7 separate regions of the Mus musculus genome follow, and all the other regions are linked to region 4. A link is a loop called in an ENCODE intact Hi-C map of the cell type or tissue named here. Cell type or tissue: left cerebral cortex. All regions are shown on one strand.

Evidence for each region. A loop is a pair of places that touch in the nucleus more often than their neighbours do. Peaks named below come from ENCODE experiments on the same cell type or tissue, not always from the same donor. Only the 100,000 strongest peaks of a DNase experiment are listed, where the experiment ranks them.
Region 1: a loop joins it to region 4, with 6 times the contacts of the local background. A loop is called at or near these places in 4 of 42 quality-filtered maps.
Region 2: it touches region 4 in a loop (8-fold over the local background); 6 of 42 quality-filtered maps call a loop at or near these places.
Region 3: a loop joins it to region 4, with 2.6 times the contacts of the local background. A loop is called at or near these places in 6 of 42 quality-filtered maps.
Region 5: a loop joins it to region 4, with 2.1 times the contacts of the local background. A loop is called at or near these places in 2 of 42 quality-filtered maps.
Region 6: a loop joins it to region 4, with 1.9 times the contacts of the local background. A loop is called at or near these places in 3 of 42 quality-filtered maps.
Region 7: it touches region 4 in a loop (2.8-fold over the local background); 5 of 42 quality-filtered maps call a loop at or near these places.

The regions. Positions count from the first base shown.
Region 1 is chr13:92,051,555-92,055,554 of GRCm38, reverse strand. Rasgrf2 (RAS protein-specific guanine nucleotide-releasing factor 2) reads left to right here. Exons shown (of 28, transcript NM_009027.4): 2 at 1,900-2,006. Among named protein-coding and RNA genes, the nearest start is that of Rasgrf2, 78 kb to the left of the region's middle. In left cerebral cortex, no CTCF peak of the experiment used is centred here; DNase peaks (open chromatin) are centred at 1,597 and 2,221; H3K27ac peaks cover 1,634 bases.
Region 2 is chr13:92,336,075-92,340,074 of GRCm38, reverse strand. All of the region lies in intron 8 of Msh3 (mutS homolog 3), which reads left to right. Among named protein-coding and RNA genes, the nearest start is that of Dhfr, 17 kb to the left of the region's middle. In left cerebral cortex, a CTCF peak has its summit at 2,089 (motif pointing right); DNase peaks (open chromatin) are centred at 2,309, 2,787 and 2,953; H3K27ac peaks cover 543 bases.
Region 3 is chr13:92,326,341-92,330,340 of GRCm38, reverse strand. The region is part of intron 8 of Msh3 (mutS homolog 3); the gene reads left to right. Among named protein-coding and RNA genes, the nearest start is that of Dhfr, 26 kb to the left of the region's middle. In left cerebral cortex, no CTCF peak of the experiment used is centred here; a DNase peak (open chromatin) is centred at 2,442.
Region 4 is chr13:92,126,767-92,130,766 of GRCm38, reverse strand. The region is part of intron 1 of Rasgrf2 (RAS protein-specific guanine nucleotide-releasing factor 2); the gene reads left to right. Among named protein-coding and RNA genes, the nearest start is that of Rasgrf2, 3.1 kb to the left of the region's middle. In left cerebral cortex, a CTCF peak has its summit at 1,556; DNase peaks (open chromatin) are centred at 480 and 1,660; H3K4me3 peaks cover 2,636 bases; H3K27ac peaks cover 688 bases.
Region 5 is chr13:92,195,347-92,199,346 of GRCm38, reverse strand. No RefSeq gene overlaps it. Among named protein-coding and RNA genes, the nearest start is that of Rasgrf2, 66 kb to the right of the region's middle. In left cerebral cortex, no CTCF peak of the experiment used is centred here; a DNase peak (open chromatin) is centred at 2,277.
Region 6 is chr13:91,927,068-91,931,067 of GRCm38, reverse strand. The region is part of intron 18 of Rasgrf2 (RAS protein-specific guanine nucleotide-releasing factor 2); the gene reads left to right. Gm46435 (a long non-coding RNA gene) reads right to left here. Exons shown (of 3, transcript XR_003950706.1): 2 at 222-540. Among named protein-coding and RNA genes, the nearest start is that of Gm46435, 4.7 kb to the right of the region's middle. In left cerebral cortex, a CTCF peak has its summit at 1,858; a DNase peak (open chromatin) is centred at 898.
Region 7 is chr13:91,912,744-91,916,743 of GRCm38, reverse strand. The region is part of intron 19 of Rasgrf2 (RAS protein-specific guanine nucleotide-releasing factor 2); the gene reads left to right. Among named protein-coding and RNA genes, the nearest start is that of Gm46435, 9.6 kb to the left of the region's middle. In left cerebral cortex, a CTCF peak has its summit at 622; DNase peaks (open chromatin) are centred at 654, 905, 1,359 and 1,721; H3K27ac peaks cover 1,330 bases.

The DNA of each region.
Region 1 (4,000 bases), 75 kb after region 4:
CTGATACAGAGGCTATGGAAGGATGCTGTGTACTAGCTTGCTCCTCCTGGCTTGCTCAGCCAGCTCTCTTATAGAATCCCAGGAATGACACCACCCACAATGGGCAGGATCCTCCCACAGCAGTCATTAATTAAGAAAATGCATACATGCTTGCCCACAGCTGACCTTATAGAGGAATTTTCTCTGTTGAGGCTTCCTCCTCTCTGATGACTCTAGCTTGTGTCAGATTGACAGAAAACTAGCTAGTATATTTACTTATGTCATTCAGCATGGAGAAGTCAGGCTAGTGCCCTACTGGAAGCTGTTTCCCTACTAGCATTCACGATCCTGGAAGACACTCTACTCTGCCTGCTGCTAGAGGACAAAGGGAATCACCAGTAACACCGATCTACAAATACTGGGACCTACACCAATCACCTGTCTACAAGATATACTTGTGCAATAGTGACACGCATGTCATGACAGTAACCAACCACTTTTTGGTTGGATGTAAGGGCAACTCTATGGCACTATTAAAACAGCTAAGAATCTGAGACTACATAGGATATAAGCCTAGGGAAGGGAAAAACCTATAGTGTTATTCTGATAAAGAAACATAGCAATAAAATGACTCCTCATGACATATTGACTCATAGTCAAATAATCGGGTTTTTTGGGGGGGGGCACAGGGACGAAGGGGAGATCCTGGCAAGAGTTCTTGTGTTCCTTTATAAACACAAACTTCTTCCCTGGCCCCCAGAAAAACAATTGATTTGTTTTCTGCTACTTCTTTAGTAGTATCCCATAAAGGAAATTGTAGAGTATAAACCTTTTAAAAATATTTGTATTTTAAGTGTGTGTGCATGTGTGCACATGTTTAGGTGCCCTCAGAGGCCTGAAGAGGGTGTTGTCTTCACTGGGACTGGAGTGACAGGCAGGTTAAAGCTGCCTGGCATGGGTGCTGGGAAGAGAATCAGCTCTTTTTGCAACACCAATGAGAGACCTCAACCACTGTGCTGGTTGGCTAGTACTCCAGGGCGTAGCCCTTTGAGGCTGACTTCTTAGTGTTATGCGGTACTTTTGAGAAGCATTCAAGTTGCTGGCTTTATCAAGAAACGTTCCTTTTTACTGATGAGTTGTGTTCCATCGGGAAGACGTACCAGAAATGTCTATGTACTCACTCCTGGGGGGATATATGCATGGTTTCCAGCTTGGGATGATTATAAATAAAGTTCAAATGGGATGAATAAATTTAATCCTGCTAAAACCATTTCTTTCTTTTTTTCTTCTATCCAACAAGAAATTAGATTACATTCATCAAAAAGAGATTCTGGTTATGACTTATGGCCAGGATGGCAATTATATTTCCTTCCCATGCTAAATACAATTTGTCTGTGATATGGGGCTTAAGCCATGGATGGTGCTTGCTAAGGCTGCAGAAGAGGCAAAAGCAGAAGTTCGATGTAGTTATAAACCATAGCACTTCCCAGAATGGAGCCTGGATATAGCGTAGGCTAGGTAAGAGAATCAGCTGGTTCGGCGGGGTGGACGCCTGTTCTCTACTGCTTCACCACACGCCCCATCACGAAAACTTCTGGAAACGTTTTCATGTTAGCTTTAGCTTCTTATTCTTCATCGGCAAATTGGCGCAATGTTCTTTTTGTTCTTAAATAAAAATATGCAATGCAGTAGGGCTGTGGGCTGTGTGCTACTGAGGGTGTTAAAATGCTCGCTGTCACAGCCAAGGTGCAAAGACAGTTCTGGCTGGACCAGGCATGCTATTACCGTTTGAAATATGACTTACATCATGCTGGTAGATTTTTGTCAGTTTATACCTCTTGTAGGCAAATACTGGCTTTATTATCTTTCTGCCCCTGAAAAGTAAAGCTGTAACCCTTTTGTGTTTCTTCTTCTTTGCAGTATTACTTCACTGTCCTTTTTGGGCACGATGGTCAAAAACCACTGGAGCTGCGCTGTGAGGAGGAGCAGGCCGGGAAAGAGTGGATGGAGGCCATTCACCAAGCCAGGTGTGGGTCAGGTCTGGCTTTGGAGGGGGCTCATGATGGCTGCCACTTCTGGAGGACCTAGTCCCTGGGGTCTCAGCTCGGTACCTCCTTGTATCAAGTGTGAAGGAGTTGTGTGTACTTCCCGTGGCTCTGCTACAGTTAAAGACAAAGTAACAGGCATAGACACTATCAGTTGCTGGCAGTAGACATGGGTTGCTTCCTACATACTATGCACTGACTAAGTGCTTCCTAGTTAGGGAATTTCTGAAATGTATGACCACCCCTCCCAGCAGTCAGCTACAGGAGCTTACACTTCCTGTTTTTTGTATAAGGAAGGAGAGGCCTGGTAGGTTAGTTCACTATGTAGCTACGTAGTTATGTAAGGCCGCACAGCTAGGAGTGACAGAGCTGGAAATGTGCCCAGTGGCGCCCCTCTTTTGTAACTTCTGGCCTCCACCCTCCTGCCTGTACAGTCTCATTGTTGAAAATGGTAGTAACAAACTCTAACTGCAGAAATAGAAAAATGTGGCTTATTTTCTCCTAAGTAATGCCAGGACTGTAGACACCCCTCCATGTCTATTAGATAGGAGCGAGAAGTCTGAAGGAGGAGGGGGTGAGGCAGACACCCTTTTTCTTTACTTGATTCAAGTCCAGTTCCTTTGTCTCTGTGTGTGCTTGTTGCTTTTTGCATATCTTCTCCCCAGCCTGGAATGCTGTCTAGGTTACAGTTTCTATTGCTTTGATAAAAACCCTGACCAAAACAACCCGGGGAGGAAAGGGTTTATTTAATTCATCTTATAGCTCAAATCCATCATCCAAGGAAGTCAGGGCAGGAACTCAAGGCAGGAACCTGGAGGCAGGAACTGATGCAGAGGCCATGGAGGACACTGCTTACTAGTTTGCCTACCATGGCTTGCTCAGCCTGCTCTCTTATCATGCCGAAGGCCACCGATGCTGAAGTGGTACGGCCTATAGTGACTTGAGCCCTCCCACATCACCTGTCAATCAGGGTAATGCACCACAGACTTGCCTATGGGCCACACTCTTTCTCAGTTGAGGTCCCCTCTTCCCAAATGGCTCTAGCTTGTGACAAGTTCACACAAAACCGTTCAGCATAGGTGGTTTCATTTCACCTTCATGCCCAGCTCTTCATCTCATCTTTCTGACATTTCAAAGCAAAACTCAGTCATGGAGCCTCTTCTTTCTGTGCCCCTGACAAGCCTCCCCCTCCCCTGCACATCTGCTGTCTCTCTCTCTCTCACACTTCCTCTGACACTGGGACCAGTCATTCCTCTTCATTCCTACTCCAAACTCTGCCGAACCTCATTGCATATGCACTGCATGCAGATACTTAGCAACTCGAGTTATTTTCCATGGGCTTTCTGTTCCCTGGGCAGGCACCTATGTGGACTTGGAGACTCAAGAGGAAGATTTGGGGCACATTCATTGTTAAATTAAATGCATTTGCTAATTGTTCAACAGGTGATCAGGAATCTGTAAGTAGGTTTAATAGAAGAAAACAAACAAACAAACAAACAATCAGTCCTCAATGAGATTTCTTTCTTCTCTTTCTTTCTGGAAATTTCCCTGGCCTTCCTGCTTTGTAAGGACCAGTTTGTGATGCTAAGTGCTTTGTACACTTAACTTTTATATTATTTGTAGTAACTTAGTTAGGTATCATCAGCCCAACTTCACAAATGAGAAAACAGAAAGTCAAACGGACTTGGCAAGAGCTAACACCAGGTTCTCAAGGTGCAGCACCTCATGGGCCTGCCAGACTTCACAACCTTTAGCCAGGGCTCTAAATTAATTGTTCCTCTCCTCCTCATCTTCATCCTTGGCTCAGGGTTTCTTCCCTTTTTTTCTTCCTCTCTTCAAAGATGAAAGTAGAATGATGTGAGGTCAGGGTTGAAAGGAAAAGATATCAATTACAAAATACTTCACTTCTTTTCCCTTCTCATCTTTTAAGTAGTTCTCTGCGATGCAGATGGCAACAAATGCTACTCCCTGGGGAC
Region 2 (4,000 bases), 210 kb before region 4:
ACTTTGAGTAATCAATTAGACTATCTTGTCTTCCTGTGTCCTTGTTGTATAAAATACAGGAAGTAAGAGTGCTCACTATAAAGATGAGTTGTAAAGATAATATGCATAAAGTTTCTAGGATAGGGCCTGGCCAAGAAAACTCACTACTCAGGGAAAATAATTGTCTTAGTTCCTCTTCTGTTGCATGATAAAGTACCTTGTTCAAGGTACTTTATAGAAAGAAGGATTTACGTGGGCTTATGGTTCCAGAGGGTTAGAGTCCTTGATGGCAAGAGCAGGAGGCTGAGGGCTCACACTTGAAACACAAAGCACAAAACAGTGAACTGGAATCAAGGCCTTGAAATGTCAGAACCTGCTCCCATGACACACCTTCCCAAACAGCCACCAACTGGGGACCAAGTGTTCCAGTGCTGGAGACTGAGGCCTCTCATTTACACCACCACAAACATGTAGCCATTTCCCCTTTACTATTGCGGCTCCCTGCTTACTGGTTTTTTGGGTGGCAGGATGCGGTTCAGGATACATGTATATATTGTTTTCTTTTTAAATTTAAGTTGTCATGTGGCCCAGGCTGGCCTCCAGCTCCCTGTGTATCTGAGGGGTGCCCGATCTTCCTGCCTCCTCTTCCTGGATGCTGGGGTTACAGCTGCACCACACCCGCCTCCCTTAGTCTCTCCTGGAACATCTATTAGAGTACATTGTGCCTTCTTTTTCTTCTCTTTGCACATTTCTTTTAGGATGTAGTTTCTCGACTACTGTTAGGTTTCTTTTGTTAGTTTTGATCCTTGATATTTATTTATTTTTCAAGAAATAATCTTACAACTCCTTTAAAACATTTAACAATTATATTTTAATTCAAGGTGGAAGGGGGTCAGTGGGTCAAATGATCGATCGCTGTGCAAGTGTGCAGATCTGAGTTCAGCTTGTGAGCACCCACGCGGGAAGCTGTGTGTGACAGTGAATCCCATCATCCTAGTGTGGGGCAGGAGGTGGGAGCTCGCAGGGCTCCTCAGAGGACCCTGCTGTTGGTGCTGACCCTTGATTCTTGTGTGTGCACACTTGGGAGCACCCTAGCCCTAGAGACGGGTGAGCTGGAGACTTGCCAAGGACCTTGCAAGAAAAGTAAACACATTTTTTTTTTTTTCCCCCAGACAGGGTTTCTCTGTGTAGCCCTGGCTGTCCTGGAACTCACTTTGTAGACCAGGCTGGCTTTGAACTCAGAGATCCGCCTGCCTCTGCCTCCCAAGTGCTGGGATTAAAGGCGTGCGCCACCACGCCTGGCAAGTAAACACATTTTAAGTAACATATTTGATTCGCTATTTCTACTTGTTGTTTTTAGTGAAGTATTTGGACCAATTAAGTCCCTGTGCTTTTGGTAACATCCTATTATTTTTATAATTTGAAAGATCTTTTCTCATCTTGAGAGCACTTTGTAGTTTTACCTATGTTTTATTTTTACCAAAATCTTTTTAAAATTTTATTTGTAGTACTCAATTATTATTATTATTATTTTTTTTTATGGTTTTTCAAGACAGGGTTTCTCTGTATAGCCCTGGCTGTCCTGGGACTCACTTTGTAGACCAGGCTGGCCTGGAACTCAGAAATCCACCTGCCTCTGCCTCCCAAGTGTGTAGTGCTCAATTTTAAATTTACATTTTCTTTATTTCATCGTATGAGGTGAGTTCCTTAATTTTTCTTATTAGAGACAGTTGCTCCACTTTAAAACCCACAGAGCTCAGGAAGAATAGTTTGCCAGACTTCTGTTCTCAGTTGGCTTACAGGCAGCAGTGTAACGTTCAATTTTCAGATAAGAAAGTTTTATTGTGAGTTTAGTGGTGTCTGGTGTCAGTGCTGACATGTAGTTTCTTATCTCTCAGACCTAGAGTCACACTGTAACCCCGTCTTTTTCTGCACTAGATGAGAAGGTGAAAGCTCCAGTTTTTGTCAGGTACTGGTGGGTATTTTACTGGTAACAAAGATATTACATATTATTACTATGTGAGAAGATGCAAAAGTTGCCTGGAATTATAGCAGATTTAATATAGTTTAAAAAACAGTTTTTAAAAATTTAACTTTTTATTCCTAACTTTAACCACAAGAGGTCTCCAAAGGATTTTATATTTTGTGTTAAGATTTTTCTTTTTTAAGAATATGAAATCCTTCCCATTTATTTCTCAAGCTAGTTGCATTCATTTTGTATAGTGTGTCATTTTTAGAGTAAAACAAATAGACAAAGATGATCGTCAGCGGAATCAGACACTCCTGAATAGTGGCAGACTGTTTCTCACGTGTCTGTCAGAGGGGATCAGGCATCCTATTCCATTATCCCATTGGTTGTCAAATTGTATAGAGAGAAAAAAATAGCAGCAGTTTTGAGATTGCTTTAGTTTAGAGAGTTTTATGTTTATAGTCAAAAGAAAAGGAACGAAAACCATTACTTAAACTAATAATAACCGTTACTAATAGTATTTACTAGCTCTCCCATTGAGTCCTGAGCCGAGCATGGTGACTGTCTGAGTTCACAGAGATGGACGTACCCTGGTCACAGCAGGCTGTGGAGGAGGTGGGTTGCATAGGGACATTTGCAGGACGGAAGACTTGACTGGATGAAAGAGAGGAGAAAGGTGCATAGTGTGTAAAATGAAACGATTCAGACTCGGGCACACGGCGAGACTCTTGATCAGAGGAAATGCTCATCTTGGCAAGTGAGGAAAACTCATAGGGCTTTAACCAAGCAATGCAGGGAAGGAGATATATTCATGGGGGAGAGTCAGAAGAAGAGGTGGGTGAGCTTACTGCCAGGAGAGACACTAGAGCTTGGGGAAAGTCAGTAGTTGAAAGTAGGAAGAAAGAGAGGTAAGGCCAGGGCGAGTAGGAGGTGGGCTGTGGTCATATGTGTGTGAGTAGGAAGGAGGTCATGTGAGTGTGAGTAGGAGGTGGGCTGTGCTCATGTGAGTGTGAGTAGGAAGGAGGTCATGTGAGTGAGTAGGAAGTGGGCTGTGGTCATGTGAGTGTGAGTAGGAGGTCATATGAGTGTGAGTAGGAGGTGGGCTGTGGTCATGTGAGTGTGAGTAGGAAGGAGGTCATGTGAGTATGAGTAGGAAGGAGATCATATGAGTGTGAGTAGGAGGTGGGCTGTGGTCACCTGCTGCCAGGCTGGATTTGGTGGCACATGCCTATAGTTCCAGCATTCCAGAGGTGAGGCAGAGGCAGGCAAATCCCTGTCTATGGAGCGAGTTCTAGGTTCTAGGACAGCCAGGACTATACAGAAAAACCCTTAGTGGGATGGGGTTGAAGAATAAGAGGGAAAAAGGGAATTTGTCTCATTAAACTGTTTAATAATCTGATGTTATTACATATTTGATGGCTCCAGGTTAGTGACTACAGTGTTCTAAGTTTAATAAGATAGTGCCTTGGACTCAGATGAGGCCATCAACATGATTCTTAGGTCTCAGGAGCCGACTAACCGAGGGATGCCTTTTCAAGCACTGAGGATTATGGGAAGGAACAGCTAAGTACCTCAGTCTGAGGGGATGTTGAGGCTGGGCAATGTAAGGACAGGGTGTGGGGGTGGGAGTGGGAGTGGGGAGAAAGGCTGGCTGAGACATCAGCTGTGGGTGCAGAGTGACCTGTCAGAGATGCTCAGTGCCGGGGCAGGGGGCTGGAGTGCCCATCCGGGAGGGTGGGGCTTTATTAAGATGTTTCTCAGGCTATCTTGCTGAGTCCTGTTATAGCTGCTATACTTTGTGTCAGAATTTGTTCTTCTGCAATTTAAATAACATTTAAAAATCTACAGAGACAATACATTTGTTTTTCAAGTGAAAAAATACCTTTCTAAAAAGGAAAACGGCTGGGCGTGGTAGTGCATGCCTTTAATCCCAGCACTCGGGAGGCAGAGGCAATCGGATTTCTGAGTTTGAGGCCAGCCTGGTCTACAAAGTGAGTTTCAGGACAGCCAGGGCTACACAGAGAAACCCTGTCTCGAAAAACCATAAAAAAA
Region 3 (4,000 bases), 200 kb before region 4:
AATTGTAAGTAATTCCAATTTGATTCAATGCTTCTACATATTTTTTAGATGATTCTTTTGTGTGTGTGTGTGTGTGTCTGTGCCTGTCTCATTGTGTGTTTCTGTCTGTCCATTTGTCTGCCTGTGTGCATGCACACAAACGTGGGTGCTTATAGAGGCTAAAAGAGGGTGTCAGATCCCTTAGAACTAGAGTTCTGGTGGTTGTGAACTACCCAGTCAGTGTAGGTGCTGGTCCTCTGCAAAAGCAGCAAGCGCTCTTAGCTGCTGAGTCAGCCATGTCTCCAGCTCCCAATTCAATGCTTTTAAATAATATTTTATGCAGAAAGAGTAAAATGGCCCATTTGAGTTTGATTTGCAGATCCCTTGCTTGCATTAATTACCATATACCTGAGGTCAGGCATGCTTTTCCAGTCTGATTTCCTTTTCATTTATGTTTAGCATTCCGAAGCTATTTAGAGGTCACACTGTACTTTTGCTACACTTGTTTCTTACTATCTTCTGCACCCTAACCATTCATCCCGTGGTTCTCCAGCTGCTGTCCTGTAAATGCAGCTGTGGTTCTAAGCATGGCCGTCCTTTGGAGTACTTACTAGCTAATAAAAATGCTGTCTCATCAGGTTTTGCTCTGTGATGCAGTAGTTTATAGAAGCTTTCTAGAGTTGATATATTTCTAGTAATTTGTATCAAGTTTGTACAACATTAGCTTAAAATCATCTATGGTAGGTCAGAGTATTGGCATTCTAGAAACTGGCAGATACCAAGTGATTCTTCTTGGCGTCTTCCTTGTTATAATAGTGATTTGTAAGCTCGTGCCTGAGGCGCTGTTGATCCTTCTAGTGGAATTGCAGCAACTGACTAGGTGTGTGAGCAGCCTAACACGGTTTCACACAGGAGGGCGTGGTCCCAAGTCAGGGTGGCAGCAGTGTTGCTTTTGAGGCTAGGAAGGAAGGGCAGTTCTCAGCTGTCTTCTTAGTGTCTCCCCATATCACTGTCCTCTGTGCTTGTGACATGTACACATTTCTGGTGTTGTTTTAAATACTGGAGTACAGCCCACTCCAATGATCTCACTGAAACAGACACCCATGTAAAGACTCCATCTTAGGTATGCTAGGCTATGGATAAGTTCATGGGGTCACAGTTTAGCCTGTAACCCATGAATGCACATCTGTACATGCATTATTCATTGTTCTATGAATTCTAGGAAACTTATTCTGAAGTTGCTCTTGGTATAATATCAGAATTAGGATTTCTGGAGAAAACCATTAGTTTGGATGAGGACTTTAGGCCCCTTGAAGTAGCCTAAAGATGGGTTTGTTAATCAGCCTCTGGACTCGAGGCATATAACCTGAGTGAAATGGCCTGGTTTTGTTTTGCTGAAAAAATGCTTTTAATGCATGGAAGACATTTTGAGAAAAATTTCCAGCTATCTGAGAATGTTTCATTGTTGTATTTCTTCATACATACGTAAAATGGAGTTTTTTAGAAAAAAAAAAAAAAGCTTTTCAAAGGCTGGCTTAGATCTTAGGGAGAAACATTTTTTTATTTGTAAATTTTTTAGTGTACTATGTCTATATATTTGTATAAGTTCTAGTTGACATTTAATATACCTCAAGTTGTGTAGATATAAAATATACTTTTTAAATATATATATAATTTTTTGAGACTGGCCCTTTGAAAACTCTGGTCCTGGCTGATTTGGAACTCACTCTGTAGACCAGACTGGCCTCAGACTCACAGAGATTCACCTGTCTCTGCCTCCAGACTGCTGGGATTAAAGGCGTGTGCCACCATAACTAGATTAGAATGTCCATCTTGAAGTCCAGTATTTTTGTTTTAAAGTGAAAGATATGCAGTTTCCTGGGTAGATACTGGAATCAAAATCTTACTCAGAAGGGTTTGGAGTTTACATTTCCATGGGAATTTAGTCATGTTAGTTTAAGACTTTAAAAAGTCTTTAGCTTTAAATTATATACAGCAGATTCAAAAGTTTTATTTGTAGTCAGCTTTAATCAGTTGTGGTTTACATGCAGTAAGCTTTGCACATTGTAAGTTTGTTTCAGTCACTGCTAGTGTAACATCCTGCAGCCATCATCCCGGGTAAAGCTCCGCCTTCTCTCCAGACTTCCTCTGCCTCTCTCTGGCTCCTCTCTTTATCTCCAACCTTCACTACAACATTGATGATATGATCACTGGGGTCAGAGAGCAGGGCAGGGCAGGCTGTTTTAGGGTTTCACACAACTGGAATCATTACAGTGTGGACTCTTTGATGTCTACTTTCTTACCTTTGCTCAAAGAAATGTGTAGTTGTGTTGAATGTATGGGAGGAAAGTTTGTTCTCTTTAATTGGTGTGCAGTTTTATTTTAGACGAATATACCAGGGTTTGTTGATTTTTCACTTGCCAAATCCTTGGGTTGTTTCCAGCTTGTGGTTATTTTCAGGAAAGCTGTTAAGACTACCCTCTGTGCTCTATCTTCTCACAGACATACTTTTTTGGATAGACCTAGGAGTGGAATTGCTAGGTTAGGTAGGTAAACATATATATTCATCCCTGTGGAAAACAAAAATATTCTTTATAGCTGGGCGTGATGGCGCACGCCTTTAATCCTAGCACTTGGGAGGCAGAGGTAGGTGGATTTCTGAGTTCGAGGCCAGCTTGGTCTACAAAGTGAGTTCCAGGACAGCCAGGGCTATACAGAGAAACCCTGTCTCGAAAAACAAAGCAAAGCAAAACAAAACAAAACAAAACAAAAAATATTCTTTATAGTAATTCCATAGTTTTGCTTCTCTGCTGCAGTGTGTGAGTACTGTAGCTTGTCTGCTGCAGTGTGTGAGCGCTGTAGCTTGTCTGCTGCAGTGTGTGGGCGCTGTAGCTTGTCTGCTGCAGTGTGTGTTGTCTGCTGCAGTGTGTGAGCACTGTAGCTTGTCTGTTGCAGTGTGTGGGCGCTGTTGCTTGTCTGTTGCAGTGTGTGGGCGCTGTAGCTTGTCTGCTGCAGTGTGTGGGCGCTGTTGCTTGTCTGTTGCAGTGTGTGGGCGCTGTAGCTTGTCTGTTGCAGTGTGTGAGTGCTGTGGCTTGTCATTCGCATCTATTGTCCCATTGTGTCTTTTCACTTTGAGTCACTGTAATGAGCAAATTGTGATTTCACATTTGGGTTTTAATTTAGTTCTCTCTGGATAGAGTGATTTCATGTATTTACTGGATGTTCATCCATGTGTCCTCTCTGTCCATTTTATCTCTTGGATTGCTTGTGTTGCGGTGTAGGAATTATTCTAGGTCAAATGTTTACCACACATGCCTGCGTACATACACATTCTCTGTCTTTGTCCCTCTCCCTTTTTCTCTCTCCCTCTCTCTCTCTCTACCTCTTCTTCTCTCTTCCTTCTCCCTCTCCCCCCTCTGATGTTTTTTCCAAGCTTTTGGCTTAGCTTTTAATTTTTCATGAACACAGAAGAACAAAAGATTTTAATATCAATATTCCCTTTAGTGAGGTCTTCTGTATCTGAGTTCTGCCTATTCTAGAAGCATGAAGACTTTTATATTTTCTTTTTGTAAAGGTTTATATAGTTCAAGTTTACGGTTTTAGCTTTAATAGGCATTTTGATTGTGATGGTCTGAGCTGGGTTGTTAAGGCTCACTTTTCTCCTTAGTTTGCCAGCTGTTTCGATACTGTACGTAGAGAAGATGGTTCACACACATTCAGTTATAGGTGCCAAGGTTTTAGTTTAAACTTGACTTTGAAAAGGGAGCTAGGATTTTATAGTCTCATAGTGAACATTATAGATTTCGATGTTTTAGGATATCAGTTAAAAGAATCTTAGATGTATTTTTTGTTTTGTTTATTTCATATTTAAAAGAAAGTAAATGGTGAGATGAGAACTCCAAAACCTCAAGAGCGTGTGTGTGTGTGAGTGTGTGAGTGTGTGTGTGTGTGTGTTTCTCTTTTTTTCTTGGGGGGGTGGTTCACGGTGGCAGTGTAGACCAGTGTGATTGTGTCTGTTAGG
Region 4 (4,000 bases):
CTGGCTCCGGACCGGCAGAGTTCTTTACCTGCCAGTGATGGCTTACCCGTAGTTCTGGGCACCAATCCCACTACCAAGACGGACGCGTTTGTTGGTCCTTGTCAATCATGCGTTGTAGTTTAGGTCTTGAGAATGTTTGCCCACCGAGGTCAGCATAAAGACACTGTCTCCCAAGAATTAGCATTTGTCCCTGAGTTTATGTTTAAAAACATGGGCATTTAAAAAGAACGCTCTGTACTTTAAAGTAAATGAGACCTTTTAGTTGTAGGTCATAATTTGAATGGGTTTGTTGTGTGCTCAAGGCGTGGAGAAGGCAATGGCTTAACCTCTGAATCCCATTCCTGCAAAATAGGAACCATATTGATTTCAAATGCCATTTGTTTATTACAGTTAAAGAGGAATGATTTTATTCAGCCAAATGTTTTCTCTTTGCCTCTATATTCCAGACCTTGGAAGAGGGAGGTATGTAGGGGTGCGGCGGGGGGACTGGTTGCCTTTGCTGTTCCAGAAAAATATTTCTAGGCTGAATTTTCCGTGCAGATCTGACCAGAATGCATGAACTGTAAACCTCGGAGGCTGCTGCTCACACAATGGTGGTTAGGATGGCCACCTAATGTTTCTGCCTCTTAAAACAAAGCTTAGAACTCAGAGGAACTGAAACCACACCAGGCACAAGATTGCTTTTGATTTTTACTGTAAATCATTAACTTCGGTAAATGATAAGTGCTTAATCACATCAGAAGGGTTAGGAGTTTGAAATTTAAAAGATGCCCTTTGACTTTTGAAGGTGCTCTTAGTCATTTGGAAAACTAATTTCCAAGCTGGCAGATATATGTATTAGAAATACAGAAAATTCAAGTTGTGCAGTCTAGAATCGAAGGAAAGTTTTCAGCAAACATATTTTTGAAAGTGTGTGTGTGTTTGTGTGTGTGTGTGTGTGTTTGTGTATTCTTGAATAGTGTTAGAAGGCCCACAAGACTTCCCTCCCCAATGGATTTTTAAGTCCCACTATGTCGAAAATAAAACGGTGTCCTTTAAAATACACACCCCCGACTCAATTCTAAATTATTTGTTTCCTTTGTATGTATTCTGAAGTTCACAAATAACCACTTATGGTTACTCTGGAATTGAGTTTCAGGGGTGGTTAGAGCTTTTGTGGCTGCCAAACCTGCCAATGTTATTTGCAAAGCATTGTTTATGGCCGTGTAAAGGTCAGGACTTGCATCTTCAGGACAGTTATTTGTAAGTTGGACTCTAATAGCGACTTGAAACCCCTGAATAGTTGGGGTTCTAGGAGGCTACCTTTGGTAAGTTATTTTTTCCTAGTTACTGTCACATGAACTGTGGTGCTTGTCACCTCATGCATATTTGGGAGGTTGGGAATCAGGACCTTTGTAGTTTGTAAGCAAAACTGAGATGTAAGCATTCCAGAAAGAATTTGAAGTTGGTCTTGGAGAATTTATAAATTTTCCTGTATGTTGGAAATGCTTTGTTGACATGGGTTAGCCTAGCTGAATAATGCTTTTCTTGAACACTGCTACCTAGAGGCAACTGAAAAATTATGAAGAGATGCTATGGAGATATGTTTTATCCTAAGTCTGTAGTGTATGCAATTGGCCTCCCTTCAGTTAACTGTGTCACTTTCCAGTGCTGTGATCATCTGCTTCTAAGACTATAAAAATACTGCAACATTGTTGCTACATAGAGGATGTGAACTGCAAATAAACACTGACAAACACTGCATCTGAAAAGCTAAGGACAGAGATGATTGAAATGGGCACTCTGAGAAATCAATCAGGTCAGTAGCCCCACAAACCTATAAGGGACATCATCCAGTGAGCCAGAGGTGTCACCCGTCTACAGAGGTAGAATCCAGCATCTTAGGATGTTGCAACAATGACTCAATTCTTCCTGTGAACCACTTCTAACCATTCTTGAGTTCTGTTTCTTTCTCAAATCACTTTAAATTTCTAGTTATATATGTTTATAGTTAAATTATAAGAAGAAATACCAATTGGTTTAATTTATCTAAATAATATTTCAAATTAAGTTTATTGGCAAAAGTTATAGAAAATTTCAGAAAATGGACCAGAACATAAACCCTGAAGTTTTCTTTTATTTTCATCAATAAGCTGGCTTTTCAAATGTTCCCAAGTTGGAGGAAAATTTGTGCTGCTCCATTGATCTCATGGCATTCCAGGGTTTTATGGGAAATTATTAGTTTGTCTTATCAGCATTTCCACAGTGGCTATTTCTTTAGAACAATAATGATGATGTAATCAGGTGAATTTGTTTTAAAAATGCTTAACGTGCCTCCAAAAGAATGTTCCTGTTTTCAAATATGTATCTGGTGTACTTATTTCTAAGTAATCTCCATTCAGGGCAAGGGGAAACTTTCCTCTTTAGCAGTCAGGTCCGGTGTGCTCTGCTCTGACAAGAGATACAATTCTCTACCATCTCATCTAACTCAGCGCTCTCTCCAGATCTTAGAGGCAGCTTCCTCTTCACCGTTCTTAATTACTTTCATTTTTACCTGTTGTAGCTCAGGCTCTACACAAGTAAAGTCCAACTCCAGATATAATGACTAAGCATGCTGAAGAGGGTTTTGTTGAGGAGGCTCTTTTTAAATCCACTGAGCTCAGTTTTTTTTGTTTTTGGTTTTTTTTTTTTTAATCTGGATGAGATACGAGTTGGGGATGTAATTCGTGAATTCCTTTTTTGTTTATTCTTGTTTAAAAACGAATCAAATGGCTGTTGTTGAATCTTGAGCAGTGCACCTTCAGACCACCATTTGCTCAAAGGAAAGAGAGGCATATTTCTAAACAACCAATTTCATGTGACATTCTCTCACTTCACTGGAGAGATGTTTTTAAGTGTTTGCACTTAGAGAGTACACAGCCCAGTTGGTCTGGTCCACTTATGCAGCCTTATGCATCTTGCCTGAAGCAGGAAAGATGTTTAGCAAAATGGCTGTCTTTCCTCTTCATCTGCTGTTGTATTCACCCTGCTTTCACTTGCTTGGTGGGGGTTGGTGAGGGATGGGTATCCTTGGCTCTAGAGGCATGAAGAGTTATACATGCTTCTTATATTTGTGCTGATTTAATATTAAAGGGACTATAGGTTCTGTGAGTTCTCTGTCACCTCGTTACTAGACAGACATTTTAACCTTCCCAACTTGACTCCCAAGGCAGGAATTCTTCAACATTTTATTAAATTAGGTAGAACTGCATGCATGTTCATAAATCTTTGTAGAAGGCAGAGGTCATGAGGGAGGATTTCCATTCTAGTTCATGATCTTGAATGGGGGTATAATAACTAACTTCACATTTTCTTTCTCATCTTTGTTTACTGAATGCAAATAAAGAGAAATGCAATAAGACATTTGCTAAATCTTATAAAAATTTCAGAACTATTTGTTACTTGAACTTAGTAAATAGTTTTCCATTAAAATTAAATAAAAAATTAAATAGATTAGAAAATTAGTTGTTTAATCCTGGTTATGTTAGTATTTAGATTATTGTAATTTATGTTGAGAATACAACACAGGAAAACTCATGTTTGTGGTATTAGCTGTATGTAAAGATGCTTTGTCCTGTAAGCTGCATTGGTCTGTGGGTTTTAGTCAGTGACAAGCATTGCACCCTGGAGAGATGGAAGACATTTGCAGTGATACTGTTTTCTTTGTACATTTTGTTCCAATACATGAAGTTAAAAACAATTATATTGTCTGTCTGTTGCAAGTTTTCTTTTCTTTTGTTTTCTTTTTCTTTCTTTTTTTGGTTTTTCAAGACAGGGTTTCTCTGTATAGCCCTGGCTGTCCTGGAACTCACTCTGTAGACCAGGCTGGCCTCGAACTCAGAAATCTGCCCGCCTCTGCCTCCCGAGTGCTGGGATTAAAGGCGTGCGCCCCTTAATTTTCAAGTTGATATTCATCCCTCTTGATCAAAACTGTATAAATACTCATATGTTAGTAAATATAATTTAAATATAGAGTAGAAAA
Region 5 (4,000 bases), 69 kb before region 4:
TCCTACATATAGATTTTATGTTTAAGATATTTTGCATTTATCTCCAGCCTCTCTGAGAGTTTGTTATTATTAGCCCGCATCTTCAACGGTATATTTTAGAAATGAATCATGGCTGCTGTATTTCCTGAATTCTGGAATACATGAACCAGACTGTCTTTTGCATTTACATATGAACGGGAGCACCTTAAACTTAGCTACACTGACTTTTGACAGAATGCTGTCAAGGAGACATGTGGGATCTGTCTGACTTGTTTCCCTATGTGATACTGTCCACATTTGTTGATGTTCTTTATTTTTGAAGTGCAGGAGAATAGCCAGAGTTTGTTCATTAATGATATTCTGTTCTCTTTTGTAAAAACACATAAACACTACTTCTCCTTACCCTGATTTTGCTCTCACACGGAAGAGTTCTGTTGCCATATATGTAAGCATAACTCTCTGTGCTTTCTCATTTAGAAAATGACCTTGTGTCATGCATCAATGGGAGGAGAGATTCTTGGTCCTATGAAGGCTCAATAGATGCCCCAAAGTAGGGGAATCGAGGGCAGGGAGGTGGAATTGGGTGGGTGGGTGGAGGAACACCCTCACAAAAGCAGAGGGAGGGGGATGGGATGGGGGTGCCTGGGAAGAGGGGAGACTGGGAAAGAGGATAACATTTGAAATGTAAACAAAGAAAATATCCAAAAAGAAAAAGAAAAAGAAAAGAAAATGGTTTCTATGTGTTGACTTTGAGCTCTGTATGGTGATGGCGGTAGCATACATCTCTATGATCTAAGTCATTACAATCTTGCCCCCTCACCCCGTTCTTTTCTCTATTTTTTTCTCTTTAGATCCTCAGATAATCCAGGACACATTTGCCCCTAAAAGTTTTAAGTGTTAGGGAGAATTTCTAAGTGTGTGTTCTGCACAAATGCTTTTAACATATCTTGCATGTATGTTCACATGGTTGTTTTCTTATCTTTGAACCAGGACAGTTCCTCCTAGATCTGTGGTCTGCTCTAGGCAGTGACTATCACTGGGCCACTTCTTTCCTCATGTAATCTTCCTGTGGTCATTCATTCTGTCCATGGGAGTTGGGCAGGGAGCAGTAACGTTGAGCAATAGGAAACCACCCCACCCACTTCAGGTATGCCTTTGCTCAGCACAGAACCATGTTCACTCACTGAGATGGTCTATGGTGATGTGGTGGGGAGTAGAATAGACAACCCCAGGCTTCTCATGTGAATTGTGATGGTTTGTAGCTGCTTGGCCCACAGAGAGTGGCACTATTAGGAGGTGTGACCTTGTTGGAGTAGGTGTGTCACTGTGGGTGTGGGCTTAAGACCCTCATCCTAGCTGCCTGGAAGTAAGTATTCTGCAAGCAGCCTTCAAATGAAGATGTAGAACTCTCAACTCCTCCTGCACCATCCCTTTCTGGATGCTGCTATGTTCCTGCCTTGATGATAATGGATTGAACCTCTAAATCTGTAAGCCAGACCCAATTAAATGTTGTCCTTATAAGAGTTGTCTTGGTTATGGTGTCTGTTTACAGCAGATAAACCCTAACTAAAACAGGAACCCCATTTTGTACTCAGGACATTGTGAGATCATATGGCTCATAGGCCATTTATTTAAGATTTGATCTTATTTCTTTTAGTTCTATCATCTCTGCTCTATAGTAAGCTGAGGTCACTCTACTTCTATACTCATCTTCTAGACTCCCACCCCCTGTTAAACTTCAAATAGAGGGAAATAAAAACGATCTGCCCAACAGATATTACCATACATATCATGTACATGAAGTATAAAAAACTAAGAGAATAAAAGCAAAATCAAAATAGTATTAAAAAGCATCATTTGTGAAAGAGAAAGTGGTGATGTGTCCTGCTGTCCCATGAGGTAATGTTAGCTGTGCAGCTGTGGCCATTCACATATGCTTTTATGATTATTATGGTTCATAGAAAGGCTTTGTTCTAAAAATGGGCTGATAAAACAACCTTCAAGCTTGCTTTTTCTTCATGCAAGAAATAGAAGAGAATGCTTATCTGGGTACAATGGAAGCACAGGGGAGAGGGACGGAGGAGAGGGATGGCCCCCTCTCCCTCCATTCTTATGGCTGTCTTGCCTCAGGTGAGACCACAAGAATGTGAGATCCCCCATCCTCATTTCATGCTCTGGTCTCCCTTTCATTGTCTGTAATACGCTTTTTAGGATATGCTCAATGGAATTGTGACTGCCCTGGTTTTACTATCCATATTTCTTTCTCAGAACTTGGCAGGGTTTGTTATTCCTATTTCAGATGGGGCGGGTGGAGTGATTCAACTTATGTCTCTCCCATATTTCCTGGAAGAGACTTTCCTTTTAAGAATTATGGATTTGGAGCACATTTTGAACAACCTGTTTTAAACCACTGTGTTTGGCATGAACTCTTTTAAAATAAAATGTTCATTACTATCCCCACTGATGAATTCTTTAAGATAACAAATTCACATAGTTTCTGAAGGCTATAAGAATGGCTTCATTTCTGAATCTTCTTTTTGTTCTTTGCTGGTTTTGGTGGCTTTGCCTTCCCTAGTAGAGTGACACCCAGAGATTTTCTGTGTATATAAAATTTGCAGCTAGTTTCTTAGACATTGGAATGATTGTTTTTTTTTCAAGTTCTGAGATATGCTTGTTGTGAGTGCTGTGAGTCAAACATGAAGTAGGCTATACGATCTTGTATCTCATACCTTTTATTACAGTATTTAAGAGGCTAAAGCAGGAAGGTCATAAGTTCTAGGACACTGTGGGCTATAAAGCAAGGCCTTGTCCCCTGTCTCAAAAGCAAGGAGAATAAGGGGAATAAGAGGCACAACAATCTCTGATGACCAGAAAGAAGACTTGATGAGGAAATCTTAGCTCTTTGTTAAGAGTTTAAATTGATGTTAGTGGCCCTGGCTATGTGCTACCAATAATTATTTCAACAGTATCTAGTGGTTTTTGTAATTAAACTGAAATATATACTACTACTTACAATATTAATATTCTCAGCAGTAAGAGAAAATGAGTTTTCTAAACATCTAATTACTACCCTGCCCTGATTGAAATAAACACAGACTACTTTTATGTTTTCTAGTGATTATAACCAAACATGAGCAGAGGAAACAAACAATAACTAGGAGCTAGCAAAACAAGTCATAACATCAGAGGAAGGAAATAAAAACCTGAAGTACAATCAACATACTAAGCGCAGTCCTGTTTTTTGTTGTTTGTTTGTGCACAATTATGCCACCATTGCACCAGATACACTATATTTTCACATTCTATTCTTCAACACTTTACAATGGAAGTAGATTAATTCCTAGAGAGAATACTACAAAAGGAAGGGAAACAAAATCTTGAAGAAGAGGGCTTCAATGAAATTACTCAATTTGAGAAGATTCTATGAAGTTCTTGGTCTGACTCAAGCTGCTCATGCATAGATCTGACCCAAGACAACATAACAATGACTTTGAGAACCAGCTACAAGGTAGATCACCATCAGACTGAGTTTGTGGATGGTGCTCACATTCACTAACTCCAAACAGTACAGCAAAGCTTTGCCAATGGAAATGACACTAAAGCTACAGTCCTCTGAAGGTATATCAGATGTGTAGCCTGAATCAGCCCTATTGATCTACAGCAAAAGCAACAAAATGAACATCAAGTGAAGTATTTTAACAAAATTGAGAGACTTATTAGGTAGAATATTGAAAAGGAAATCTCCAGTTTCATAACACATAAACAATCAAGAAAATCTCACTAATTCATTAGAGAAGAGTAGCCTATCTCCACGTGGATCAAATGTCAGATTTAATAGAAAATTACTTTAAAGCTACTTATATCCAATCGCCAAGAATACTTGTCAGAATTCTACATTGTTTGAAAATATCCCTCATATAAAGGACATAATATTCAAATACTGATTAAAAGAGAGTAACTATCTTAAATAAGAGGATACTCCAGAACAGCACAAGTTTAAAGAGGCAACTTAAATAATTGA
Region 6 (4,000 bases), 200 kb after region 4:
GCCATAGCTGGTTGAAATCTATGAATTTGATTTGATTTCCATCTCAAAGAGAATTTCAGAGACAAGGGAAGTAAGCTCTTGTGAGTAGAGTAAGTTTTTGTGAGTGACCACAGTATGTAATATGGTTTGTCTTACTTAGGGTTTATGAACCCTAGCTGTGAACAGACACCATAACCAAGACAATTCCTATAAAGAACAACATTTACTTGGGGCTGACTTACAGGTTTAGAGGTTCAGTCCATTATCATCAAGTGGGAGCTTGGCATCTTCTAAGCAGGCATGTCACAGGAGGAGCTGAGAGTTCTATATCTTCATCCAAAGGAAGCAGACTGTCCTCCAAGTGGCTAGGAAGAGGGTTTCAAAACTCACCCCTACAGGAAACATTTCCTCCAACTCGGCTATGGACTGCTCAGTAGGACATGCTATTAACAAGTCTAAAGTTTAATCATTTGCTAAGTTTCTTGAGCACTTCATAGCTGGAGATGACCTCTTAGTACTCAAGTGGAAATTATACAGATGTTTTAGAAGTCAGTCTTCCCTCTATATAACACAACAGAAGAATGTTCTAGGGTTAGTACATCGAGATGGAATTTGTTATTATAACAAAATGCCAAAGCTTGTTAGGCAACTGCCTCTGGCATCTGACAAGAATGGCACCTCTTGGTTTTGAAGTGCAAATATTGTGTCACAGACTGGTTGCTAGGCATTTAACACTGGTCAGTTGCTTACCGTTATCCATAACAGTTAGTGTCAGGGGAGAAAGTAGCTAATTCCTAGGGAAGATAGTTGTTACAGAGAACTAGGTACCTAAGAAGAAAGGCTGGAGGAGGAGGCTTCCCACACAGATCTCAGGAATAACTTCTGAACAGTATGCAGAACTAGCCACCTCTGCTCAGGACAGGGAGGAGTGGGGCGAGGGAGCAGGGAGACTGGAATCTGGGCATCACGGTACAAAGCAAGCTGTTGACATCACGATGATATTGACTTAACCACTCCTGCTACCTTGTGAATCCTACACCAGGATGTTGCAGTCCTGTAGGAGGCTTCTGCTCTCTATGCCCATGCCTGCCTGACACAATGGCTGCAGTGACAGGAAAGAGCCCCGTTGTGCTGATTTATTTCATTCAAAACCTGAGTTGTAAAGCCTGGAAAATACAAAGTTTAGAGTTGAGTCCCTGAGGCCCAGAGTACATGTCATCAATTGCATGTGTGAAAGAAAGCAGAGTTCCTTGCAGAAGCAGGTATGGAATAATGATAGCTATTAGATAATCATAATATTCAAACTCTTAAGGAGTGGTGCCTTCAGTTTGGTATCTTCCCAAGACCTTTTAAGCCACAGGTCTCCTGCCCTCAAAATAAAGACAGATTGCAGACTTGAATTTGAGAGAAGAGCACAAAGGCCATCCTTGTGTGAGATGTTGCACCCCTCAGCAGCATCTCCCTCCCTCCCTCCCTGGGTGACTCTCACATTCTACAGATCTCTACTCCAAGAGGCTAGTTTGCTCTTGGAAAGTTATATTTTTTAACTCAATTACACTTATTCACTGTAATTATTCACGTCTTTGCCCTCAAAACTGATTAAAACTTAGGAATCAGTATGTTAAAGGAATGATGAAGTTTAACAGTGAATATATTTCATTAATTCATACTTATATAAATCAAATGCTTTGATTTGGTAGGGAAAATCGTAAAAATACCTGGTAGACTGTCAAATCATTTCTAGACAGTTGAATCATTTCTTGGGAAGTTAAATAGAAAACACTTGCAGAATTTGTGGTTTATGAAAGGGCTCTCTCAGTCCAATGAATAGTGACAGCAACACAGACTTAGTAAGTAGAATCCTTGGGGCACCTCTGGCGCCTCCTGGCCTTGCACAAGAGTTAATGCATGTTAGGTTGATGCACAGGGCGTGTGTTCTGAGGAAGGATGGGAGAGCCCTTTGCAGCAGGTAGAAGTTCTCTGTATGTGAGGTACGTGAGGTAAAGGTGCAGGGTGAGCTCAAAAGAGCAGTGTGAAGCTCTCAACTACCTGTGCTTAAGAATTGAGGGTTTGCAGCAATAAACACTGAGCAGCCATTTGCCATTGAAATGATACACATCTGTACCTAATACTGTGGATATGTGGAAGATGGCCACAGCCAATCTGCAGCTAAACAGGGTGGGGGAAACAGCCTGAGATGAGGCCAGTGTGAACCTGCCCTTGTGTGGAGGGCATTTCTCTGAGGTTGTAGGCTTCTCAGCTATGCACAAGCATGTCTTCAGAGATCTCAGCAGCTAAGTTGAAAGCACTTCACTTTATCTTGCAGTTACAGTCCCTGGGGATGAAGGGTTGGGAAAAAGTGTGGTAAATTCCAAAGCAGGGAGGTTCAGGGACCTCCTGACTCAGGAAATGTTATAGTCTTCCAATAAATAGAAGCAATCAAGTGATTAATAATAATAATAATAATAATAATAATAATAATAATAATAATAATAAACCCTTAAGGCTTACAAAAATAAAAGCAATTAAATAGATTGGCTGAGACCTATTGTGTGTAAGGCCATCTGTTTGAAAGGAAATAAAAATATAACCCAGAGTCCCAAGTCCATATCCAGTATTTCACCTGTGAAGCTCCCTCTCTTCAAAGCCAACTTGCATGAGTAGAGTGGACCTCTGTTAACTTGCTTGGGCCATATGACAAACAGTTTCCCCCACTGCTGGGTCTTGTCCAGTTCAGATACCTCTTTGCCTCTTTGCTTCTTCTCTTAAGCCTCAGGAGGCCCACCATCTGCATTATACCCTGACCTGACACTGTTCTACAAATCTCAGTCTTGAAACTTTACACATGAGAGATGTGATTTTGGTCTATTTCCACTAAGGGGCCCTATATAATCCAATGGATGTAGCTGGATGTATGGAATTAGTATTGCTTGGCTATCTTAGATGTACCTACTGCCTAAGTGCCTAAATGTCTGCCTACAACGTCCTTAAGAAGACCTAGGGGAAGCAAGAAACACACATATGTCACTGTCACCCATGATGGAATCACAGTAAGTGGGGGCCTCTCTAAGCAGATGGAAGGATCTATGGAGATTGAGGCGCTACAAGAAGAGCAGGACTAGAAAAGAGGAGAGTGTAGACCCATGGCCAGAGTCTGGGCGCAAGTCAAGAGGAAATGAAGACGAGACCTCAGAGGCATCTGGACAGCTCTTCTTATGTGAAAAGGAAGCTGAGATGCTGGGAGGAAAGCAGACTTTTCCTAGTGTGATGCAGACACTCAAAGATCCCCTTCCAAGTCATTCTTCCAGCCATGCCTTCCTGCAGTACCCAGAGGTGAGGGACAAGAATGAGGATGAAAATTCAGACATTAAAAGGAGGACTAAAGCCAGTTGATGATGATGATGATGCACATCTTTAATTCCAGCACACGGGATGCAAAGACAGGCAAGTCTCTTGAGTTTAAGGCCAGCCTGGTCTGCAGAGTGAGTTAAAAACCACTTCTTCCCCCCAAAAGAAAGAGAACAAAGGTCTCCCCTGTGTCCTGCTAGAGATGATGTCAATCTTCTGACCAGGTGGTGAGGTCTGCTGAGCATGGGGGGATGGAGTAAGGAGGCACCATGCAGGTTGCTCCATTGTCTTTGGGGATAAGAGAGATTGGTGGTGGGGTGGTCCAAAGTCATTGGATTCATTGGATTTAAGGAATCTGAAGTGTCTATGCCTGTCTTCCCAGAAGAAATGTTTATTTCTACAGTGAGAGCATTGGTTTGTCATATGTATGTACTTCCAGCAGCTGTTAATCCAGGGCCTGCCTTGTGGCCAGGGGACCAGGAGTTAGTGCAGTGGTGATTAATGTGCATCTACCCAGCCCCTCCTGTCTATGCCCATTCTGGAAGTAACAACGCCCAGCCGGAGTCACTGACTATGCCTTATGAACAGGCACCTAGGTGGGATGTGTCAGTGGGAAGAACTGGTAACATCTCTTGCTTCTCATTCTACTGCCACCTTAGGTGGCTAAAGGTCT
Region 7 (4,000 bases), 210 kb after region 4:
TAAAGACTGATTTACAATGAGACCCCTGCTTTGGCATTTGCTGGCTCAGGTTCTAGACATCTTCCCCTAGAAAAATCCAGATAATGGCAGTTCTTCCTGTGAGCCATGGGGATAATGACATGAGGTGACTCATGTAGTGGGCTGGTGTAGATGGCTGCTCTTGGGGGAGGGAGTCTGAGTCTATACCCTGACCTCAGGTAAGCAGAATGCCAGCCCTACAGCTGACTGGCAGAGCTGCTGAATCCTCAGAGGGCATCTGCTGCCCTCTGAGGTCTTTAGGAGATTGGTAGAAATGCTGCACTTTATCCGCACTGCCCAGCGCAGCGGCTTCTGAACACATGTAGCTGATTGGTCTCCTGCGGGTAGCATTGAGGTTTTATCACTTAATTAAAATGAGATCGCTATAAATACAAACCAGAGATCTGTCAGGAAAGGACCCAAGGCTGAGACCGGAGTTCTCGCAGCCTTGCCCCCATGGTCTCTGGCACAGCCATGGTAAGAAGCTGAGGAGGAGGCCCCTCCTTGTGGAGAGAAAACCAAACCTTTACATAATTCCAGTGTGGTAGTGAAGTCACAGGAGAAGATGGAAGCCCCTCCCTCCCCTGGAAGGAAAGGACCAGAGTGCCTCCCTGTGTCCTGCCACAGAAATAGGAATGTGCCTGAGTGAGTCACAGAGACCAGAGAAGCAGGCACTGGTGCTATTGATCCCCACTGGGAAGCTTGCTCAAGGATGTCTGGGTCAGAGGGGGATGCAACTGCCCTCCCTCCCTCCTTCCCTCCCTTCCAACTGTTGCTTATTTTGTCAGTGGTTTAATTAATTATTTATTTATTTCTTGGCTTCACGCTACGAAACACAGAACTCAGTGTCTCGTCAGAGGGTTCAGATGCATCCTTTGTTCTGGATCTGAAGTGGGGGTTGAGCCAGGACAAGCATCACACAGCTTTTGGTGTGGGTGGGAGAATGCAATTTGTAAGAAACCACTGAACAGGCAGCTGCTGTCACCTTTACTGACAGCTCTTGGCAGACCGACCACGCTGTCCTATCCCAGGACTCAGTCCCTCTGTCTATGCCCATTCCTGCTTTTGTCCATTGGCTTCCAGTAGTTTTCCATACATATGCCCAGCCTACCCTCCGCTCCCAAGCAGTGGCTCCACCTTTCCACTTGTGAGGCAGCCTCAGTGTAGGGATGCCTAACCACTGAGCTCTCTACAGAATGAGGATCCCCGTCTGTGCTTCAGGCTCCTCTGCCCCGCAAGAGTGCTTCCTGTCTTGCGTCTCCTGAAGATGCCCAGGGATGTATACCCCCACCCCACCCCCAATTTTCACCACAGGAAGGTGCTTTGATTTCCAGGGGAACTGTGTGCTGGTGCTCTGAACAAAAGAGGAAGCATTTGGCTGCTTTAGCACAATCTAGAGGCCAGCTTGAGGTTTGCTGTTGTTTTATGATATGGGGAACCAGGTCTTTTACGAAGGTCTTTTAAATGCTTTTCTTAGGAGGTAGCCTCTCTGTGGGGATGCTTTTTTTTTTTTATGTAACAGCCTTGTAATTTTACAAATGTCTCCAAAGCTCCTATTATTCCATGTGTCAGTCACTGTTCTAAGCTCTCGGGGGTAACTCATTGTCCCTGCTTTTCATTTCCGAAGGGAAGAAGGCAGATGTACTCGTTAGCCCAGCTCTACAGAAGAGGACACTGCGGCTCAGAGTTGGTTTTGTTTCTGTGATTACATAGAAAGCAACAGGCAGTGCCCAGATCTCCTCCCAGCCTCCTGGCTATGCAGTCTGTGCTCCCAAACCCAAAAGGATTCTCCATCTATCTAATCAACTCTTGGGGTATTGCAAGCTCAAGGTATAAAACAGGAGACTCCACTTCTGATACAAAATACCATGTTGACACTGGCAGTGCTTTTTGGTTCTATTTCTAAATATTACCCTAGAAACATTTCTTTCATGTCCAAGTCTGTTTTCTGTTGTCCAACACATAGGATTTATATTTGCTATAGATTAGCATGGGGCAGAACATTGTGATGTCCCTCTGATAATTGCTGGAGCACCACTCAGTTTTGGATATCAACAGGCATATAAAGGCCTTAAGAAATTCTGCCTTAATAGACAACTTGGAAGATGTCCCACTGCTCAAAGGTATCAAGATACCATCAAAGTTCCTGAGCCTCTCCACAGCAAGTCAGAGCTAACAGGGATTCTCAGACCGAGGTGATAAAATTTAGTCTCAACCTGAGATGCTAATGGTAATGAAATAATTCTTTTTAATACCAGGTTCATTGTCTAGTGCTTCAGTCATGCGAATGGCCTCATACATAATCAAACTGGATGATCTGTGAGCTATGTACTTTCTTACCCCTTCATAATTGCTGTCAATTACTTCTAGTTGTCCACCAATTCCTGACAACAAAGGGATTCTAGGTATCTAGTAGCATAAAGTATTGTTTTGCTCACAAACTCACCTTTCCCAAAGCAGGAGCCAACAGAGACTAGAGAATGCTCTGCTTAACTGACTTAGGCCAGCAACTCTAACTTCTCAGTCCCCTAAGTTTCTAAACTCATAGGCCGATGATAACCTTGGTCTGTACAACATTTGAGCCTGTTGTGGCTCTCATTTGATCTTTCTCATCCCTCTGAGTGAGACCAGGGACATCCTTTTCCCTCTTAGTTCTTAAAGATCCTGGGTCAAAAGGGACTCCAAGGGAAGAAACCTGACTACCTGAGCAGAAGTGTGTCCCAGCGTGCACATGCCTGCTTTCTCAGGGGGACCTGGGTGAGTGATCTGTATGGGGCTCTTATAGAGAACTGGATTACTTGTCAGACTCAAATATTGAATGTAAGCTATTATCTGAGAAGTTTGTGTTTACTTTTTGTGTCTGTGAATCCTGGGCACTCTCTGGGATCTGTTGTTGTGTGTGTGTTTGTTCGTTTGTTTAGGTTGGTTTTGGTTTTAGCTTTTTCCTTTTTGTTCTTCGGTTTTTTTCCTTCCTGTGTTGGATGAATAGGCAATCAAGTTTTCTTATTGAAAAATCCTAGTTTAATACTTGCCACATTCCCCTAGTTCTCTCTCCATCTCTACATTTGTCCTTTAAAGTCCCCTCAAGCTCACCAGGTTTCTCTTAGTAGTGATGAGGCATTTATAATGGGACCCATTAGCCATTGTGAACTAAAGTAGGCAGTTAATACACCAATGTCCTTGGAGGGCCACGCTTTCTCTTCTCTTTTGTCACTATGACTTCTACTAAAGTACTAAAAGTCAGTTTCCCACAGAACCCCTAAGAGCCTTTTGGCAATGAAAAGTGAAGGTGAAGTCAATTTCTTATCGTCTAAGAAATCACTAAGAATTAGCACATTAAATCTGACTGCTCTGATAGACTCTTGTGATTATATTCTGATGTTGCTTTTTGTGTGGTGGTTTGAATATGCTTGGCCCAGGGAGTGGTACTATTTGGAGGTGTGGCCTTATTGGAGTAGGTGTACCTTGTTGGAGGAAGTGTGTCACTGTGGGTGTGGGCTTTAAGACTTTCATCCTAGCTGCCTGGAAGCCAGTCTTCAAGCTGCCTTTGGAACACGAGGTGGAACTCTCAGCTCCTCCAGCCCCAACATCTGCCGGGATGCTGCCATGCTCCCAACTTGATGATAATGGACTGAACCTCTGAATCTGTAAGATAGCCCCAATTAATCATCCTTTATAGGAGTTGCCTCGGTCATGGAGTCTGTTCACAGCAGTAAAACTGTAACTAAGACAAGGTATTGTGGGAGTAAGGCTTCCTACTCCTCTTTAGCTTCTTTCTTCTCTCACAATCACCCTTGGACCTCGAAAGCATGACTGAGGACTGTGAGGTACAGCCATATCCTCATCAGAAGAATGATGGCCAGATATGTGCTATGATGTCATCGGTCCTTGTTTCACTTGGACCAGGGCTCTCACCACTGCAGAGCATCCTGAGGACATCAGGAGCCAACCTCACACTCATACAGCCCCTGGCTCCCTCAGC